Regions from separate parts of the Homo sapiens genome. Here region 2 is linked to region 1. Evidence: chromatin contacts called from ENCODE Hi-C or POLR2A ChIA-PET data. All regions are on one chromosome and are shown on one strand. Each heading gives the region's core, a stretch centred on a gene start or an enhancer-like site at or near the end of the contact. The rest is flanking DNA. Distances are from core to core; before and after follow the strand shown. Region 1 overlaps ALG14 (ALG14 UDP-N-acetylglucosaminyltransferase subunit). Region 2 holds the start of TLCD4 (TLC domain containing 4).

What was found. A loop is a pair of places that touch in the nucleus more often than their neighbours do. ChIA-PET counts read pairs that join two places held with the same protein, here RNA polymerase II (POLR2A). Pooled maps may share reads with other maps.
Region 2: a map of PC-3 shows a loop between it and region 1 (6-fold over the local background). The contact joins the promoter of TLCD4 here to the enhancer-like site in region 1. A Hi-C loop is called at or near these places in 1 of 168 maps with a recorded cell type or tissue (PC-3) and 8 of 50 pooled maps. POLR2A ChIA-PET finds 5 or more read pairs at or near these places in 5 of 52 experiments (Caco-2, OCI-LY7, PC-9 and 2 more).

Annotation. Positions count from the first base shown.
Region 1 is chr1:95,038,408-95,045,746 of GRCh38, reverse strand. All of the region lies in intron 2 of ALG14 (ALG14 UDP-N-acetylglucosaminyltransferase subunit), which reads left to right. Among named protein-coding and RNA genes, the nearest start is that of ALG14-AS1, 20 kb to the left of the region's middle. RefSeq lists enhancers at 1,362-1,970, 1,971-2,579. Within about 2 kb of position 3,211, at least 13 of the 41 ENCODE cell types and tissues checked have a DNase peak (open chromatin) inside an H3K27ac peak, as active enhancers do.
Region 2 is chr1:95,113,335-95,120,052 of GRCh38, reverse strand. It overlaps TLCD4 (TLC domain containing 4), which reads right to left and starts at 2,698. Exons shown (of 7, transcript NM_152487.3): 1 at 2,436-2,698. TLCD4-RWDD3 (TLCD4-RWDD3 readthrough) reads right to left here and starts at 2,130. Exons shown (of 8, transcript NM_001199691.1): 1 at 1,962-2,130. RefSeq lists silencers at 2,208-2,257, 2,338-2,617, 2,545-2,691 and cis regulatory regions at 3,946-4,473, 6,085-6,314.

The DNA.
Region 1 (7,339 bases), core at 1,962-4,461:
TATTAGTATATAGTATGCTAATTCTATTAGTATATAGTATGCTAATTCTATTAGTATATAGTATGCTAATTCTATTAGTATACCATTCTGTTAGTATACTATTATACTAATTCTATTAATATACTAATACAGTATGCTAATACTATACAATTAGTATACTAATACAATGTATACATTGCAGTACATTTGCAATGTATATGCAAACTCTACACATACTACTGATTTGGACTCTAGTCTTCTTTAAATCACATTGATATCCCTGGCTGTCCACATTTAGCTTCCTAAAACACTGCTTTGCACAAATAACCTATTATTCCAACATTGTCAATGGTTTCCTTAAAATGAAAAAGTATACTTGGAGCCAAAAGCCAATGTCCATTACATTCTTTCTCTCTAAAATCAGAACCAAAAGAAGAGTATCTGCCATTAGTCATACTGTGTTTTGTTTTGGCCCTCCACCTAAGTCGAAATAAGAGGTATAAACATTGAAAAAGAAGAAATAAAGTAATATATGCTATAAATAATTATATCTAGAAACAAAATCAACAAAAGACTATCAAGTAATACAAGTTCAGAAAAGTATCAGATTCAAGCCAAATATGCAAAACTCAATCACTTCCTTATATGCTAGCTTTAACTGTTAGAAAAATAATGAAGAAAGAGACCTAAAATATTAAACACTGGGAAAGGAGCTTGAATAAAAGGAAATGATCAATATGGGCCCAATAGTGAAATCTTATTGAGACATTAAATATGGTAAAAATAAATACAGAAGCATGTTCCTGATGTTTAAAAACTTAACAAAGATTTTCAGTTTTCCCAAATTTATAATGCAGTAGGTGTCAGAATCCTAATGCTTTTTTTAAAAAAAAAATACTTTGTTTATTCAGCAATAAATATTTGCTTTCCATTTGCCAGGCAATATTATAGATAGTTGGGATACACAAGTGAACAAAAAACACAAAAAAATGTCTGCCATCATGGAGCTCACTCCACTTGACCTGGATGAGAAGACAGTAATACCAGACATAGTGAAGAAGAAAATAGTAAAGTCTGTTAGAAGGTGATCAGTGCTGTGGGGGCAGATTGCACAGGGATGGGGAACTGGGAATTTTGATGGGGTGGAAAAGTTGTGATTGCTCTTAGGACCTTGAAGGCGATGGGGACTCCTGAGAGAAGAGTGTTTCAAGCAGAGGGAAAAGTCTCTGGAAAAGCCATAGAGAGGAATATTCCTGGATGTTGGTGCAATAGCAGGTAATCCTGGTCCCTGGAGGAGAGTGAGTGGAAGGAGAGACACTGAAGAGGAGATGGGAGGAGTGGGCAAAGACCAGATAATTTAGGACCTTGTAAGCCCTTTTAAAAACTTCCTCTCTTAATCTGAGGAAAATAGAGACCTGTTGGAAAGTTTTGCTTGGAGGAGTGACACAATCATACTGTTTTACACAGGTCACTCGTGTGGCTGTGTTACAAATACACCAAAAGCAAAACCAAGGAAATCAGTTAGGAGGTTGTTGCAGAAATCCCAGCAAGAGATAATGTGGCTTGCATCAGGAGGGCCAGGAGTAAGGGAAAATAGTTGGATTCTGGATGTTTTTGAAAGTGGAGTTAACAGAATTTCATGGCAGAAAACAGAGGAATCAAACATGACTACAAAGCTGTTCTGAGCAATTGTAAGAATGGGATTGCCATCACCAACCCTGGGATGTCTGAAAGGGGAGCATCCCGATCTCCAAGGGTCTTTAAAGTGTTGCCTAGAGGAACCTGGAAACTCCCTGGGATTTAGAGGGACTTCCCAGAACCACTTTGCACAGATTCAAAACCGTTTCCTAAACTCTACACACTTGTGCACTCTCTCTCCCTCCTTCCCTGTCTCCCTTCCTCCCTCATTCCCTTCTCCCTCTCCCCTCCTTCTCTCTCTTCTTCCTCTCCTCTCTCTTCAACCCTCTCTTTCTCTCTCCTCTCTCCCCCTCCTCGCTCCTTCTCCTTTCCTTCTACTTCTTTTCCTTCTCCTCTCTACCTTCCTCTTTCCTCTCCTTCCCCTAAAAGGTCCTTGAAGCTTCAGAAATGGACCAGGCGGGCCCCTCCAAGTGTTGAAGGACTTATATTTTCTTTCCTCTGCAATGTCACTCCCTCATCCTGCCACCAGGTGGCAGTGCACTGCTGATCATTTAGCCGCTGACCTGCACTAGTTCTCAGTAGAGGCGGTAGAGAGCTGAACATAGAGCCTGCAGTCGGCCTTTTAATGCCTCATTCTTTAATGTGAAGTAGGGCTTCTCATCCTCGTCACTATTGACATTTTGGGACAGACAAATCTTCATTGTAGGGGAATGTCCTGTGTGTTACAGGATGTTAGCAGCATCCCTGGCCTTTATCCACCAGATGCCAAGAGTGCTCCCCCAACCCCCACCACCAGTTATGGCAACCCAAAATGTCTCCAGACCTTATAACGTGTGTATGGGGGGCCTCCCCTCCCATCGCCCTTGAGAATCAGTAGTTGAATCAACATCTACAGAATATCAGACATTTGAGGAAAGCCTCTAAAGAGAAAACTAACGAAAGGAACTAGAGAAAAGGGCATTTCAGTGGCAGTGGGGAGTTTAAACGAAAACAATTATGTTCGAAGAAATGAGAGGGCATTATTTCATTAAAACAAGAATGAGACCTATTTTTTAAAAAACTAAGAACAAAAAAAACCCCTTGGCTATTAAAATTTTGATTTCAGCAATAAAAATTCAATGAAAGATTGGAAGATCACATTGAAGAACTCAAGAAAAAGATTAAAAGCATAAGGAAAACGTAAAAAACAGTAGAGAAAGGCAAGAAAATTAGACAACCAAACTGGATGTTGCAAGTCCATTATTCAGAAGGAACAAGGAAATGGGAAAAGTTCAAAATGAAACAAAATTATGACCCAGGGAAATTTCCAAAACAGAAGGACCCGACTTTTAAAATAAAAGGACTATCCTGAGTCCAGTGAAAGTGTAGTCACAAGACACGTCATGTACAGTTTCAGAACTAACGATGAAGAGAAGATACTAAAAACTTCCAGAAAGAACAAGAAAAGGAATCACATTTGAGGTTTCAGAAGTACAGTGGAGCAGTGTCTCAAATGGATTCCTCATGTACCCTCCCACAGAGGGTGTGCCCCACCAAAACAAGGGGCACCCAAAAGGGAGACTCAGTTCCAGGGATCTGGGCCTCAGTCCAGGAGAGAAGGGAAGGGAATTCTCAGGACAGCAGTGAAGGGAGTTCCAGTGTGAAGACTTCATAGGTGGTCCTAGAGAACAAACAGTTGGGAACAGAGCAAAGTGACAGAGAACTCCAGAAGACATGGTGCCAAGAAAGTAACAGGAATGATAAATAACGCGAAGAGTCTGACGAAACTGAGAAGACCAGAAGAACTTTCAAACTGTGTGTATGTGTGTGTGTGTGTGTGTGTGTATGTTTAAATCAAAGATAAGCAAAGGACAATGAGTGCTTTGAATGCAGAGGAGGGAGAGATCTCTGTGAGATAGAGTGTTGGGGTGGGGGCTTCTTCAAAAGAGTAGGGAGATATTGGTTGATTTTTGGTTTTGTCTTTGAATATTTTTCTGTATTTTCTAAAGTTACAATTAGAAAACAGCTATTTTTTAGAAACAAAACTAAGAAGAGATACAAGCCCCAGTGGGAGTAAAAACCTACTAATATGAAATATTTATTTTTTTATAAATATCTAAATAAATATTTTCTACAGAAATAATCCAAACACATACCACAAGCACCAATATTTTGAGGCTCATATCCTTTTATTTTGGAAGTACAAAAGTTTTGCTGCTAGTGTAATAAATAGGGATTCTTTTGGTTTGCATTCTTTTTTTGGTTTTGCATTTTCTGTTTATATAAGAATCAGTGGCAGTTTGGTGGTTGCAGGATTTATCAACCAGCTCTTCTAAAATTAACATGACATTCTTCCACTGAACACCACCTACTGTTTTCCACAAGGTGGGGTGCTAACTTCGCACAGTGGACTGAGACTGTGTACAGCTTGCTGAGATGTCTACATTGAGTGTATTTGTTGTTACTTTCCACAGTTCCTAAGCAGTTCTTTTTTCCCTTTCTTTTTTTTTCTTTCTTTCTTTTTTTTTTTTTTTAAAGAGACGGGGTCTCACTGTCTGCCCAGGCTGGGGTGCAGTGGTGCAATCATAGCTCACTGCATCTTTGAATTCCTGGGCTCAAGCAGTCCTGCCTCAGCCTCCCAAGTAACTGGAACTACAGGTAAGGCCCATCACACCCAGCTAATTTTTTAATTTTTGTTTTTGTAAAGATGGGGTCTTGCTGTGTTGCCTACGCTAGTCTCCTTCTGCCTTGGCCTCCCAATCAGTTCTGAAAGAAATGTTTGTAACTGTATAGTTTAAACTGTGGGGTTTTATTTAAGTTTGTCAACTGTAATGTATATTACAACTGGTGGCTTAACATAGTTATGGTTTTGAGTGTGTATAATGTATATGTGCACTTTTCCTCATTCATATGGACCTTAACTTACTGAATTATAGGTAAAGGTAAAAAAAAATCTCTAATTTGAAAGGAGGCCGGTCTAAATGAGCAAAATATTTGAATAAGAAAATATTTGTAATTTACTGCAAATAGAGATTCTGATGTGGCCATTTCAGTGAATAGATTCTTATTTTTGAAATAGTATATCAGGTAGATATATACATGCTTTTAAAGTATTTTAAACAGCTTAATCTCTTAAATTCCTCCCCAAATCTCAATTATTCCTTCCTCTATCTCTAGACCTAAAGCCAGTCAGGTTAAACTTTCTTTAAATCATGTTCTGAACAGATGAAATTAAAATAGCTGTGAATAACATAGTGCCGTTATTTCAACCTTGTGGTAATTTAACCAATTTCCCAGTGCCAGTTAAATTTGTATTGTATGGGATTCTTACAACATGAAGAGCAGTAACATTTTATAATATAGTACTGTTGTTTCTCCATTTCAAAGCAAATTTATGGCATTCTAATCACCAATGTTTGGTTTTAAAAACATAAATAGCACAATTAAAAAAAAAATCTATACCTTTGAGTACAAACATACAATTTATTTTGTGCTGTTATAAAATCAGGACATGGCCTGTTTTGGAATTCCCTACGTCCTTCCTTTTGTACAAATGGAGGCTGTTAGATCCTTCCAGCCTTTAGGCCCAAGGAAATAATTCTGGTAGTTGCAGTCACACCACGGACAGCATAATTCTAAGCTCTGCATGTGGCCAGGCTGTGACTAGAGATGTACTTACAGTTTTAGTCAGGTTTGACCAAGCAGGTGAGCATGGCAAGGAAGTAAAAGGGAAACAATGGGTGCCGAGGGATACTCCCTTGTCCTTCAAATACCTGGTAGATGCTCACTTTATGGTGCTTATGAAATGTCATGAAGCAACATATGAGTAAGGGAGCTGTGGGTCCTGCTAATAACCAGCTCTGTCACCTTGTGTGAATCAACCCCTCTGGGCCTTAGTCTTCTACTGTGAAATAAGGAGGCCTGGCTGAGATTAGGAATCTTATTTATTTATTTATTTATTTATTTATTTATTTATTTTGAGACAGGGTCTCACTCTGTCACCCAGGCTGGAGTGCAGTGGTTCAATCTTGGCTCACTACAACCTCTTCCTCCCAGGCTTAAGCTATCCACCCACCTCAACCTCCCCAGTAGTTGGGACCACAGGTGCGAGCCACCACACCTGGCTAATATTGTATTTTTTGTAGAGATAGGGTTTTGCCGTGTTGCCCAGCCTGGTCTTGAACTCCTGAGGTCAAGTGATCCGCCCACCTCGGCCTCCCAAAGTGTTGAGATTACAGGCGTGAGTCACTGCACCCGGCAGAGATCTCACACCTGGCTTTCAAGTCTGACTTGTCAACGTCAAGCGAGGCTTCTGCTCCAGGCTGTGTTTCTCCAGGGCCTGTCAGCATCAGTCCAGCATCCAGATTCCTGAATATTATCTTCCTAGATTCCCAGTTGTCTTCCTCCGTCCACTTGCCTGCTAGGTCTACCCATTGCTTCAGTTATAGTACAAACTCCTGTCTGTCCCATTTCAACCTAAAATACCTGTGTATGTTTTCTAATATTGATATATTTTATACTTAAAGAGTATTTTACCAACTCAAAATTATGCTCCAAACAAGACCACAGTGAATCATGATGTGCTGTCAGCCTGTTTCCGCTCTTGCTATTTGCTCCCCAGGTCATGACAGTACCGTTCACCCTAGGTAAAAACCTGAGAGTTATCCCAAACTCTCCAGCGTCCTAAATCTCCCTTCTCACTGCTTGTCATCTCCATTCCTCTACCTTAGTGCTGCTGCTGGCCGTCAGGCCTTCAGCATCATTCTTCTGATGTATTTCAGTGATCTCCCCAATGATTGCCCTTCTCTGGTCGTGCCCTCTCCCCTTCTGTCCATTCTCTTCATAATTACTAGACTGGTATTTCTTGAATGCATTTCTGCTCCCATTATTCCGCTCCAACTCCATTTTCTGTTGTTCCCTATGTTGCTTCTTACGTACCAAAATACAGTTCCCCAGATATTCCATGCTATTTCATGTCTCTCAGCTCTGAACACGCTGCTTCCTCTGGCAAGAAGACCCTTCACCAACCACACCCACACTATTATACTTAGAAAATTTTATATCCTGCACAAGTTAGATCAGGAATCTCTTCATGAAGCCTGATTTACCTTATCAAAGAATAATGTATTGGCTGGGCGTGGTGGCTCACGCCTGTAATCCCAACAATTTGGGAGGCCAAGGTGGGAAGATCATTTGAACCCAGGAATTCCAGACCAGCCTGGGCAACATAGGAAGACCCCGTCTTTAGAAAAAGTTTTTTTAAAATCAGCAAGATGTGATGGGGCATGCCTGTAGTCCTGGCTACCCAGAAGGCCAAGGTGGGAGAATCGCTTGAGCCCAGGAGGTCAAGGATGCAGTGAGTCATGATCATGCCGCTGCTCTCCAGCCTGGGCAAGAGAGGGAGACCCTGTCTCAAAAAAAAAAAAAAAAAAAACCTTATAGTTTATCACTTTGTTTTTTTTTTTTTTTGAGGTGAAGTTTTGTTCTTGTTGCCCAGGCTGGAGTGCAGTGGTGCAATCTTGGCTCACTGCAACCTCCACCTCCCAGATTTAAACAATTATTTTGCCTCAGCCTCCCAGGTAGCTGGGATTACAAGTGCCCATGACCACACCTGGCTAATTTGTTTTTTGGGGTTTTTGTTTGTTTGTTTGTTTGTTGTTTTTGAGATGGAGTCTCACTCTGTCACCAGACTAGAGTGCAGTGTCACGATCTTGGCTCACTGCAACTTCCTCCTCCTGGGTTT
Region 2 (6,718 bases), core at 1,449-3,948, 75 kb before region 1:
GGGCACAAGTTGTCCAGCACAACTCCACCCCCAGTCTGGCCCTCCTTTGTCCAAATGCCCATAATTCTCACCCAGACAATTAATTCATTATCTTCCTTAACAGAAAAGCTAGCTTTTCATATCTTAGTGTAGACTGTTCAGTTTACTCTTCTCAGCCAAACTGAGTATCCCAGTTTGAGATATTGAAGCCCAAACAAATCCTTAATCTGTAGGATGTGGGACTAATTTGGAAAGAAGGGTGGGGAGAGACACTGAGGTCTAAAGAGTTTCTTACAAACTAAACTGCCCATTTTCCTCTAATACATGCAAGACCAGCTTTGAGAGAGGAACATGAACGCTGGGCCTCCTTTAGAGCACCAAAGAGGAGAGTAAACAGGTCTGAAAACTGTTAAGACAGCTGTGCTTGACTCTGAGGAGCCAGAAACACTCTCAAAGAGAAAGAGGGAGAAGGGCCCATCAAACCTCAGGTACATTCCCAAACCTGCCTAGAAGCTGTGCCACTTCCCTTTTGAAACCCAGCCCCTTTCCCATTTCTCAATTGGGAATCTAGGGATCCTTTACTTCCTACTAGTTATCTGGTTACAGGGAGGACTCTCCAACACCTACAAAGCCACTACTTCTTTCTCCCCAGTCTTTTGCAGGGAAGGCTCTTAATCAGTCTAACACTCAGATTTCTGATAGCTCCCTGCTCATAAGACTTCCCTTGGCAATCAGATGAATTTACCCAGTGGAGATTTCAGAAAATCAAGGAAAAGACAGGCCAACTCTTGCATCTGTACTCCAGGACCTATTCAGAAGACTCCAGTGAAGACCTAGCTTCCCTGGGGTTTGCATTAGTCTCAGCACCTTGAGCATGCCATTCCTAGTTCACCTCCAAGTATAAAGCATTAGTAGCAAAGACCCATTATTCTTTCCACCAGGGTAAAGAAGGCTTAGAGTGAAATGAATATAAATGGAAATCTAATACTGTAAATAAATAATGACTGATTGGGCAGCTGGGTCAGAGGCATCCAGCCTAAACAGATAAAATTCATCTCAAGGATGAGGACAGTAAAGATTCAAACTCCAGAGGGAGGTAATGGGACAAAAGGAGTTGCAGGCGTAGAAAAAAAAAGAAGCACCCTCAAAATATTCTCTGGGTTATCAGATGGCACAGGAGGGGCGTGGCAAATAAACTAAAATCCATGGTTCTTCACCCATTCTTTCATATTTTCTAACACGGCGGGAATACACTTTTCTAATTTCGTTTCGCCCAATTTAAGGAAAAGATAAGCAAGGATAAAAATTCCTCATATATAGCACAATTAAAAGGGAGCTGGGATTCTCTAACTTATTACCTTAATCGGCTACACAAAGATGAAGCTACATTTCAATCGACACCATGCGCTGGCACGGGAGTAACTCACTTAAAACACCACAATCCAAGGTCAATTTTTCTCAACTCCATTTATGACTGCGTAAAGATTTTATTAAATCTTTTTTCCTATTTCACACATCAATTCCTAGGGTCCACACAAACTCTTCCATCTTCTCCAAACTGGTATTTGGATTAAACATTATCCAAGATCAGTCTTTAAAGTAAATTTCATAATTTCATATAAAAGTGTGCACCACATTAACACTCAAATGTGTGTACAATTAAAAATATACAGACCAGCAACAGCGACTCTTAAATGAATTTAGACTCAAAGTGTTTTCACAGAGGTTTTTCTGCCGTCTTGGAGGGGTAGGAAACTGCTGGCATTACGAATCCCATTTCATGGCTGGGTAAACCGAGGCACTTAGGGGTTACAGAGGTAAAGATGGAAATAGAAACCAATTTCTCCCTCCGACTCTACGCCTGGTCCCTTCCCACTAGACTTTTCAGCACTCAGTGGCTAAAAATGGGACCCACTTGAGAACTGCAAGGGTAAATAAGAGCTACTTGTTTCAGAAGGTGGCGGCGGGGGAGGGGGACTTACCCACTTGATGCGCCCGATTGTGTGTGGGCTCTAACAAGAAAGCTCTCCCTGGATGCCCAAAGGTTTGCACCCACCCGCTTTAAGCTCAGACCCGAGAGGCACCGCCAGGCAGACAGGGCAGCCGGAATCGTGCAGCCCGAGAAACGCGAGAGGAATGCGGGGCGCCCGGGCGGCGCGGGGGCCGCGGGCCCCGGGACACCATTTGCTCCCGGAGCGACGCCGTGGCCCGCCGGGCGGGGACGATGCTGAGCCTTCCGCACACACCTGCCGGAGCCCGCCCGGGAGCCCCGGGCCGCCTCCCGCGCGCCGGACGCCCACCCAGCCTCCAGGCGCAGGAGCTCTCGGCCGCGCTAGGCCAGGGGCGGGAAGCCGCGGCACCCCTCTCCGCGGGCTGCGCTTGGCGGCTGGCGCGGGGGAGCCGCGGGGCGAGGCAAGCCCGCCTTCCTCCCCAACCCCCCCTCCAAACGGCGTCACCTGTGCCGGGTCCCGGGGCGAGTCGCGCGCGGGCGGCGGCTGCGCCGAGCCGGGAGAGGGCGGCGGGTGTCTACAGGAGTCTGCTCATCCGGGCCGGCCCGAGGGCTGGCGCTGGCCAGTGCCGCCCGGTGAGATGCTCACGGGAGCCAGGGAAGCCGCGGGTTCCGGGCCGCTTGGAGGTGCAGTCGCGGAGGCTCCAGCTACCGCGGCGGCCGTCGCGCCCGCCCGGACTGCGGGCTCGGGTTACCGCAGAGCTGCTCCTTAAAGGGGCCGCGGCCGCTCGGGCTCCGGCTCCCGCTCCGGGCGGCTCCGACCCTGGCCAAAGTGGGCGGGGCCCCGAGGCGGGCCGCCGAGCAGACCTTCTTGCCCTGGAACTTGGGTCCCGGAAAGAGCCCAAAAACCCTAACACCCGAAGTCGCAGCGGAGAGATCCTGGAAGCTCACACCTTGCCAAGGGCAGAGGGTGCAATTCCCGGGTTTTCCAAAGCAAGTCACAAAACTTGCCAGCGGGGGAACTGTGTGAGCCCGCCCCCGCAGCGGTCAGTACCTGGGCTAGCCACGTAACAAAAAATCTTCTTAAATTATGAATTTACATTCTGCCTTAAATGCTCAAATACTGGGGACTTCATGGTTAGATCATCAGAAAAGAGATGAAAAGGCAACTGCTGGTTTTTCTTGCCACGTCTGACACGGCCACACTCGAGTCCCGCCAGTTCTTCTTTGGGGCTGCAGGTGCATACCAAACTGGTAGGGGGCGCGTGTAGAAGAAGCGTGTTCTCTCCAGCACCACCTCCAGAATTCCTGAAAAACACCCTCATGGGTGCACCAGCACTACACCTACACCCGGAACCCCTCTGTTGTCGGGGTGTGGAAGTTGGATTTGAATATTTGGTGCTGGCTGAGAATTCCAAGTTGCCTAGTAGATAAAGTTTGACATTAAATAGATGTTCTGACCTGTTATATACAGCCCCAAAAGCCTCCAAGTGATCTGCATCAACCAGAGATAATTGTCTGAAACAAAACAAAATAACAAAGAGGTATACTCATGCATTATAATTCGCAGAGAGCAATCACAAGGCCTTTTCTTGAAAAGAGGTAAGTTCTAAATAAATAATTTGTAAACACTATCATTGATAACAGGATATTTATTTCTAAGAAATGTCAATAGAGCTAACATATTTGATCTACTATATACATGCGCAGAAAGACACACATATCTGCCGCAGATTTAGACCAGAAAATATATACACAAAAGCTCATATAAGCTGTCCATGTTTATTTTCAAGAGAGGGCAATAGAATTTAAATCAGAACCTGGAATTCTGTCAGTTTATTAGAGTTGTGTGCCTTTAGCTAACTGAACCTCACTGAGGCTCAATTTCTTCATCTTTAAAATGGTAATAATAATTCATAGTGACTCTGAAGACCTGGACTGATGTGGAAAAGACAAAATCTATACCACAGAACAGGGAGGGACAGAAACCTGCCCTGCAGTCAAGCAGAGAGAAAGATCTTTCAGGCCCCCAAATGCGTGTTCCCCTTTTTCTCCCCAAGACTCTCAGGATGTACCAGGGCTCCAGTGCTCTTTGAACCACACGGTGTCCCATCATAGTCCCTTCACAATATGTGCAGTACCTGACAACTTTGGTTTGCGCAATAGCTACCTTGTGCACTCACATAGCTATTTCATAACTCTCTGTGGGCAGGATGGTTATATGTGAACATCTGTGAAGTCAGCCCAGAAAATACCAATTTCACAGTGTCCTCTCAAGAGTCTGTATCAACACTACCTCCTACAGAAACTCTCCCATGCTAGTCTCTGGTGGCTGATAGTAGCTCTGTTCTTTCCTGATAAATGCACCATCATTATCTTTGATATGCATAATTCTCTAACACCAACAGCAGTAACCAAAGCCAGGTAAACCCACAGAAATCCACTATACTCTATGTCCCACTATATTCCTTCATATTAGGCCTCTACAAATGCCTCATGAAAACTGCAAGATTGTTTTTGAGATTGTACAGAACATATAAGTTAATATATCAAGGACAAGGCCTGAGCTATGAGAGGAATTCAGTAAATAGTAGTTGAATGTTGCAAGTTTTAAGCTAATTAAAACTCAGTGACCTTAGGAGGTAGAAGAATACATCAACTGTATTTTTTCCTGAAAAATTCAGGGTAGCTTAATCTCTTTAAAAATATCCAGTTCATGGCTGGGTGCAGTGGCTCACGCCTGTAATCCCAGCACTTTGGGAGGCTGAGGCGGGCAGATCACCTGAGGTTGAGAGTTCGAGACCAGCCTGACCAACATGGAGAAACCCTGTCTCTACTAAAAATATAAAAAATTAGCCAGGCATGGTGGTGCTTGCCTATAATCTCAGCTACTCGAGAGGCTGAGGTAGGAAAATCGCTTGAACCTGGGAGGCAGAGGTTGTGTGAGCCGAGCTCACACCATAGCACTCCAGCCTGGGCAATAAGAGCGAAACTCTGTCTCAAAAACAAACATATATATTATATATATATATATATAATGTGTATATATATATATCCAGTTCATTAAATCTGTATTATTAATTGTTTCACCAATATTCCCTTTCCAAGGATACTTTCTCAGAATTCTGTATTTACCATATGAAGTTTTTCTGCATTTTAAATGGGATGTATAAAGACCGAATTGCACTTTTTATATTGTTATTCACTGAAACAGTTCAAGCAAACAGATCAGAGAAATGAAAGTATTTATCCACACTTGAAATGGGCAACAAATACAAAAACTCTTTTTTTTTTTTCTTTGAGACAGAGTCTTGCTCTGTTGCCCAGGCTGGAGTGCAGTGGTGCCATCTCGGATCACTGCAACCTCCGCCTTCCAGTTTCAGATCTCGTGCTTCAGCCTCCCGAATACCTGGGATCACAGGCATGCACCACCATGCTTGGCTAATTTTTGTATTTCTAATAGAGACGGGGTTTCACCATGTTGGCTAGGCCGGTCCCGAACTGCTGACCTCAAGTGATCCACCCACCTCGACTTCCCAAAGTGCTGGGATTACAGGCTACCATGTCCAGCCAAAAACTGTTTTAAATGAAGTAAGTTTTCCTGATGAATTTATTTTCCAAAATTCTTAATCTTCTGAATAGAACCAATTGTTTGAAAAACTAAGACCAAAAGCTGTTTTTTTTCTAAAAATTATAATTAAAGCAAAAATATTTTGAGAAGTTGCCTTAATTCTCCACTCTGCTCTGTTAGTGAAGATACAAACTAAATGACGCCAAACATTTTGATCAGAAAGGCTGAATTACTAAAAAATGAATAACCCCAAGCACTACTTTTTCCTGTGTTGGTAGTTTTAGTGTATTAAGAGTGTTTGTAGTTTTATAAGTGTTTAAAAATACTTTCACCAGGCACACTGGCTTATGTCTGTAATCCCAAGTGCTTTGGGAGACTGAGGCAGGAGGATTGCTTGAGACCAGGAGTTGGAGGCTGCAGTGAGCTGATATTGCACCACTGCACTCCAGCCTGGGTAACAGAGTGAGACCCTGTCTCTAAACAAACAAACAAACAAACCAAAAGGTTTTTTTAAAAGTACTTTCATTTGTTTTCAGATGAAACTATTTCAAGATATTACCAGTGGTTATTTCTGGGTGGGTGAGACTTTTTTTTTTAAGAGATAGGGTCTGCTATGCTGCCCATGCTGGGGTACAGGAGTACAGTGGCCAGTCACAGATACCATATCACATGACAGCCTCTAACTCCCAGGCATCTATGGAGGCAGCCCATAAAATACAGAAACAATCCTCCCCATTTAGCCTCTTAAATAGCTGAGACTACAGGCACACTCAGTTTTCTGGATGGATGAGATTCTGGCCATCTTTTTATGTTCTTTTTGCGCATTTTATTATATGTGATATATTTTCTACAATGTATGTGTATTGTTTTGTTTGCATTTTTATTTTTAGTGAAAGTAACACACATAAGTGAAAAATCAAATAATTCTTAAAGGCTTATAACAAAAAACATCAATGAGTGCCATCAGCCCCCGGCCCTGCTTCTCCCCACCTGTCTTCACCCTACATTCCACACAACCCTACCATGTTCTTCATCTCCTAAATGATAACCTTGTAACAGAATTTCTTGATTTTCAGTTTTACATATTCTTTATTGACATCTTATGGTATTTGAGGATTTAGCTCTTTTACCCACCACCACAACAACTTTGCCCTCATGCTTCCTTGCAACATAACCATATTACAATGTTCACTCAAATCAACAATTAGGGGCCAGGTGTG